2 separate regions of the Mus musculus genome follow, and region 2 is linked to region 1. A link is a contact called in ENCODE Hi-C or POLR2A ChIA-PET data. All regions are on one chromosome and are shown on one strand. Each heading gives the region's core, a stretch centred on a gene start or an enhancer-like site at or near the end of the contact. The rest is flanking DNA. Distances are from core to core; before and after follow the strand shown.

The links. Hi-C counts contacts between places; a loop is a spot of excess contacts on that map. ChIA-PET counts read pairs that join two places held with the same protein, here RNA polymerase II (POLR2A).
Region 2: a loop to region 1 is called in a map of left cerebral cortex, with 16 times the contacts of the local background. The contact joins two enhancer-like sites. A Hi-C loop is called at or near these places in 4 of 37 maps with a recorded cell type or tissue (ES-E14, adrenal gland, left cerebral cortex and 1 more). POLR2A ChIA-PET finds 5 or more read pairs at or near these places in 2 of 5 experiments (both embryonic stem cell).

What each region holds. Positions count from the first base shown.
Region 1 is chr14:47,589,085-47,592,142 of GRCm38, forward strand. No RefSeq gene overlaps it. Among named protein-coding and RNA genes, the nearest start is that of Atg14, 22 kb to the left of the region's middle. Within about 2 kb of position 1,728, at least 1 of the 3 ENCODE cell types and tissues checked has a DNase peak (open chromatin) inside an H3K27ac peak, as active enhancers do.
Region 2 is chr14:50,902,803-50,905,808 of GRCm38, forward strand. No RefSeq gene overlaps it. Among named protein-coding and RNA genes, the nearest start is that of Klhl33, 6.8 kb to the left of the region's middle. Within about 2 kb of position 1,685, at least 2 of the 3 ENCODE cell types and tissues checked have a DNase peak (open chromatin) inside an H3K27ac peak, as active enhancers do.

The DNA.
Region 1 (3,058 bases), core at 478-2,977:
GAACTTCATCTTAGAAGACCAAGAATTGGTCCTTCCTTTTATAAATAGTCAGACTGTCATTAGTTATAATCCATTAAGGACAGAAAAAGAATAGGGAAATCTGAACTTCTCCTCTCTACACCTTTATCCTGAAATGAGTTTTCATGTTTAAAACATAAACTGTGCACCCAGAAGCATTGACTTTAAAAGCAAGCATACTTGGGGCTGTAGAGATGGCTCAGTGGTTAAGAACACTGACTTCCAGAGGTCCTGAGTTCAAATACCAGCAACCACACGGTGGCTCACAACCATCTATAATGATATCTGACTCCCTCTTCTAATGTGTCTGAAGACAGCTACAGTGTACTTAGATACATAAAATAAATAAATCTTTAAAAATAAAAGCTTGGGCTGGAGAAAAGCAAGCATACTTACTATAGTTGAAGCACAATTCTGAGCATTCTGAAACAGGGTTCGTTGGCATCATGGTTACCCTGGATGTCACAGGGAGAGTCAGAGGAGCTTTGGTGCTCTCTATGCAGAGAGCAGAGGCCATTTATCAGGCACAGGCAGCAAGGCAAGGCAGGGTCAGTCTGGTGGGGTGCTGAGTCAGGAGGGATGCAGAGAAGCTGATGAGCCAGGCAAGATGCTGCTGGCTGCACAGGGAGGAAGGGGCTGGCAATGGCTCATGGTGAGAAAGGAACAGCTTTTCTTTCACCTTTCCTTTCTTTTCCCTCCCTTCCTTCCTTCCTTCCTTCCTTCCTTCCTTCCTTCCTTCCTTCCTTCCTTCCTTCCTCTTTTATTCCCCTTCCCTCTTCTCATGTAGCTCAGGCTGGTCACAAACTATATATCCTCTACCCTCCAAGTGCTGGCATTACAGGGTTCACCATCATACACAGATTTTCAGGTGTGGAATCTCTTTTATATGTATTATGTTTGCTGGAGTGTCCATGGACAAGTGTACTCTACAGAAAACTTGTGATGAGCTGGGCGTGGTGGCGCACACCTTTGATCCCAGCTCTCGGGAGGCAGAGGCAGGCAGATTTCTGAGTTCGAGGCCAGCCTGGTCTACAAAGTGAGATCCAGGACAGCCAGGGCTATACAGCGAAACCCTGTCCTGAAAAACCAAAAAAAAAAAGAAAAGAAAAGAAAACTTGTGATGGTCAAAAGACAATTGTCAAGAGTAGGTTCTCTTATTCCAACATGTGGAAGGAATCCTACTCAGAGTATCAGGCCTGGTAGCAAGTGGCTCTACCAACAGAGCCATCCCACCCACCCAGATGTGGTACTTCTGTTATTATTTTGCACCCCCAAGCCCCAGGTAGATTTTCAGCAATTACAGAGAATTTATCTTTAGCTACATACAGAACTCTGTTGCTCCATGGTTAGGGTCCAGATAATTCAAGAAGATAATGCAAACGCAAATATCTAGAGATTTGTCTTTCTGCGGATCATTAATTCCAATGCGTTGGCTTTCTTAGGAACTTAACTGTGCTGAATGGTTCTATAAACAGACACATTTATGTAAGAGATTTCAAAACGAACTTGGAGACTTAAAATAATGTCTTTCCCATTTGATTCTACTGCTTCAGAGAAAATTTTTTTTTAATTATTCATCCACCTGTCTCTGTTCCAAGCTGATTTGCTCAATAGATGTTAGTTAATGAAGCAATCCACCCCGAGCATGGAGTGTGGGAAACACGTCCTAGAATCGACAGCTCCAAGGATGGTTTCTCTAATCAGGATAAAGGGAGCCTTCTGACAACGCTGGAATCTTATATAATGGTGCATGGATTCATTTAATAACGTATGCTAAAGGCGGCAGCCTACTGAGCTGCAGGCTCAGTGCCAGCCTGACAGATCAGGAACTCTTGTATTCATAATTGCACTTAGACTGCTTGCCCCCCAAAGGTCACAGGTATTTTTAAACACCAATTTAAAAAATCTGGAGAGATGACTCAGCAGTTAAGAGTACAGACTGCTCTTCTTAAGGTCCTGAGTTCAAATCCCAGCAACCCACATCGTGGCTCACAACCATCCTTAATAAGATCTGACACCCTCTTCTGGTGTGTCTGAAGACAGTTATAGTGCATTTAGATATAATAGTAAGTAAATCTTTTTAAAAAATAAATCTGGTGTCTTCATTAGAATAGCAAGTGAGGGGCTGGCGAGATGGCTCAGTGGTTAAGAGCACCGACTGCTCTTCCGAAGGTCCCGAGTTCAAATCCCAGCAACCACATGGTGGCTCACAACCATCCATAACGAAATCTGATGCCCTCTTCTGGAGTGTCTGAAGACAGCTACAGTGTACTTACATATAATAAATAAATAAATCTTAAAAAAAAAAAAGAATAGCGAGTGAGTACACACAGACACCAGAGTTGTGCATGTTTTGAGAAAGGGCTGCAAAAGGAACAGAAAGAAGGAGGCTATCTAGAAGGGAAGAAGGGACAGAAAGAAGGGGGCTATCTAGAAGGGAAGAAGAGAGGGTGGCCTTGGGTACCTTGGTCTTAAATTTCCAATCTCTGGAATGGTGAAGAAGAGAATTTCTGTTGTTTAAACTGCCCAGTTTGTGATGGTTTTTTGCTACGGCATCCCAAACTAACTAAAACAGATCAATGTTATTTATATCCTACTCCATTTTGTGTGTCTCTCTGTGTGTATGCACTGCTTGTGCATGTGAGTATGTCTGAGAAGGCCAGAAGAGAGCATCCTTGTATCCTGTCTTACGTAGTTCAGGTTTCTATTGCTGTGAAGAGACACCATTACCACGGTAATTCTTATAAAGGAAAACATTTAATTTGGTACTGGTTCAGTTCATTATCATCATGTTGGGAAGCATGGTCATATATAGGCAGGTATGGTGCTAGAAAAGGAGCTGAGAATTCTAAATATGGATCTGCATGCAACAGTCAGGAACTGTCAGCCGCTAGACCTGGTTTGAACTTCTAAGACATCAAAGTCTACTCCCACACCTTCTCCCACAAGGCCACACCTCCCAGTAATGTCAGTTGCTATGGACCAATGGAGCCATCTTCATTCAATTTAGGAACTAAAATTGCAGATGATTGTTAAAAGT
Region 2 (3,006 bases), core at 435-2,934, 3.3 Mb after region 1:
GGTGATTCATGGTGTATGAGGTTCCTGCAAGGCCCAGGCTTGAGGTTTGGACCCAGGTTTCCAAGGAAGAGTAAGATAGGGACAGACCCCCGCCCCCTTGAACCTCCCTCCAGGCACTGGGCCTTTTAGGTCAGACGCATTTGTCTGCACTGTCTATTCACCAGCGGATGGATCATCATCCTTCCCATCTCGGACACAGCACCTTTGACTTCACTGAGACTCAAGGTACTTAGTCACACCTCCTTAAGAGTGAGTCCACAGCAAAGCCAAATGAAACATGGGTGCTTCTTTTGTTAAGCAAATCCTTTCCTCAGGCCCTGAGCTGGTGACAAACTGTTAAATTAGATGTGCTCTGAGACTTGTTACACTCTCTGCTAGTAGAGGAAAAAGGCCATATAAGTAATAGCTGTGGGAGGCAGAGGCAGGTGGATTTCTGAGTTCGAGGCCAGCCTGGTCTACAAAGTGAGTTCCAGGACAGCCAGGGCTACACAGAGACACCCTGTCTCAAAAAAAAAAAAAAAAAAAAAAAGAAAGAAAGAAAGAAATAGCTGACAATAAAAAGAAGTCATTCCAATAAAAATCCTCTATAAATGCTTATGAGTGTGTGCGCCTTCTTGTCATTATGGTAACCACATGCATGAAACACTTATGGAGGCCAGAAGTGGGTTCCCTGGAACTGGAGTTACAGGTGGTGGCTGTGAACTGCCAGATGTGGCTTCTGGAGACCGAACCTGGCCTTCTGTAAGAGCAGTAAATGCTACTAATCACTGAACCACCTCTCTAAACCCCTAGTAAAATCTTTTAATAGAATAATAACTTAGTGACTAATAGCTAACATAATTATGAATAATAGCTAATAAAATAAGTAATTTAATTAGTAATAGATAGCAATTATTGCTAAACACTCTAAAATGCAATGTTCTTTCCTTGTCTAAACTGTTTAGCAATAATAGCCCTCGTTCACACAGAACTGACCAAGTCCACCCATGACACAAACAACCAGGTTTCAATCACTCCTAACCAATTTGGTTTTCTACAGATCCCTCTTATAAAGTGTGTACGTCTGAAGACGGGGAAAGGTTAAATTAAGCTTCCGAATGGGGGTAAAGCAAAGAACTAGGACTTCTCTCCACAGCAGCAGAGACTCCAGGACTATTTCCTTTTCCCTAGTACCCAAGAGGACGGTGGAGAAATTCCTCCCTGGTAGGTGATGGGGAACAGCGACCTCTCTGTTCACCAGCGGCCTCTGCCCCTCCCACTGGCAAGAGAGTGGCTGCGCAGAGCAGCTACACACTTCTCCTCTGCCTGGCTTCAGGGACCAGACTAGACTCTCCACGCTCTAGTCTCCGTTCAGCGAGTTGTAGACGGAAAAGCACAAACTATAAGGCTGAGGCGGTCATTGAAATTAGACCGCTGTGGATGCACTTGGCACAACCCAGTGGCAGGTGGTGATATACAGAGGGCCCCTCAGTGTCGTACGCCAGGAGCCAGGGACCAGGCAATCAGCAGTGACCGAAAGCTAGGAGTTTCGGCAGCCCAGCATTGCTTTCCAGTGGGAAACAGCATGCAGGTCTTAGGGAAGGGTGAGTCATATGGGATTTAGTTGCCCTTCTAGGGCATCTTGGGCGCGGAGCGGAGGCGGGGCGGGGCCCAGAGGCCAGGAATCATCGCTCAAGCCACTGAGGCCGGCTTTTAGAGACCAGAAGCTGGGCCCGGAAGCCCGAGCAGGGGATGGGGATGGAGGTGGGATGCTGCCTGAAAGCTGGCTGACTTGGGAAGCTGAGGTGCATGGGCTGCGGGGTCCTCCTACTGAGCCAAGTAGTGGACAATTCAAATAATCAGTAAATAGGGTGCCCCCAACATTCCCCGTGAAAGGCCTGGGAACAGAACAAGACAATTAATTAATTAATTAATTTTTTTAAAAAGATTTATTTATTGTTATATGTATATACACTGTAGCTGTCTTCAGACACTCCAGAAGAGGGCGCCAGATCTCATTACAGATGGTTTTAAGCCACCATGTGGTTGCTGGGATTTGAACTCAGGACCTTCGGAAGAGCAGTCAGTGCTCTTAACCGCTGAGCCATCTCTCCAGCCCAAGAAAATTAATTTATTAAAGGATACTTTTATGTTTGGCTAAAATTGGAGGAATCAAAGTGGGAAGAGAGTTGGATCTGGGAACTATCTTGACATTTGGGTCATCTTCCGTTTATATAAGCTGTAAGATTTGGGGGAAAAAAAACCCTTAACCTCTACTTGATTTTGTCCTGGCTGTTGGATAGAATTACTGTACCTCCATAACCCCCGGAGGGTTAAGCAAAAATCTCCATAGCAGCCTAACATTACACTGCAGTGAAAAACAAGCTGAAGGAGCAAATCAAAGTTGTATATTTTTGAAATCGTTTTTAAAAATTCTCTCAGCCGGGCGTGGTGGTGCACACCTTTAATCCCAGCACTCGGGAGGCAGAGGCAGGTGGATTTCTGAGTTCGAGGCCAGCCTGGTCTACAAAGTGAGTTCCAGGACAGCCAGGGCTATACAGAGAAACCCTGTCTTGAAAAACAAAACAAACAAACAAACAAACAAAATGCATATATTATACCCCTACAACAGTTTCTCTTCTCTTCTCCCAGTCCATCACCTCCATCATATTAAGTGGATTTCCTCTTCAGACTCTTCAGAAAGAGGAAGCTTATATCATGTTGTTAGACATGCCTCTAAACCATAGAAGGGAACAGAAGTGAGGCTGCAGGTCCAGTTGGACCAATGCTTCTCAAGGATGGCTTCATCAGGGTGTCCACCAATGGAAGCTCTGAACTCTCTTCTCCCAAGTCACATTGCCAGCACTCAGAGCTGCCTGCTGGATACCAACTGATGTTTTCTTCATACTCCACCCTGAAACTGAAGTCTGCCTTAGTAAGGACAGGGTCAGTAGCCATGTAGGGCCTAGAGCCTGGGTTATAGGAGCCAGTTGCCTATCAACTTTCCAGTGACTGTCATCAAATGCT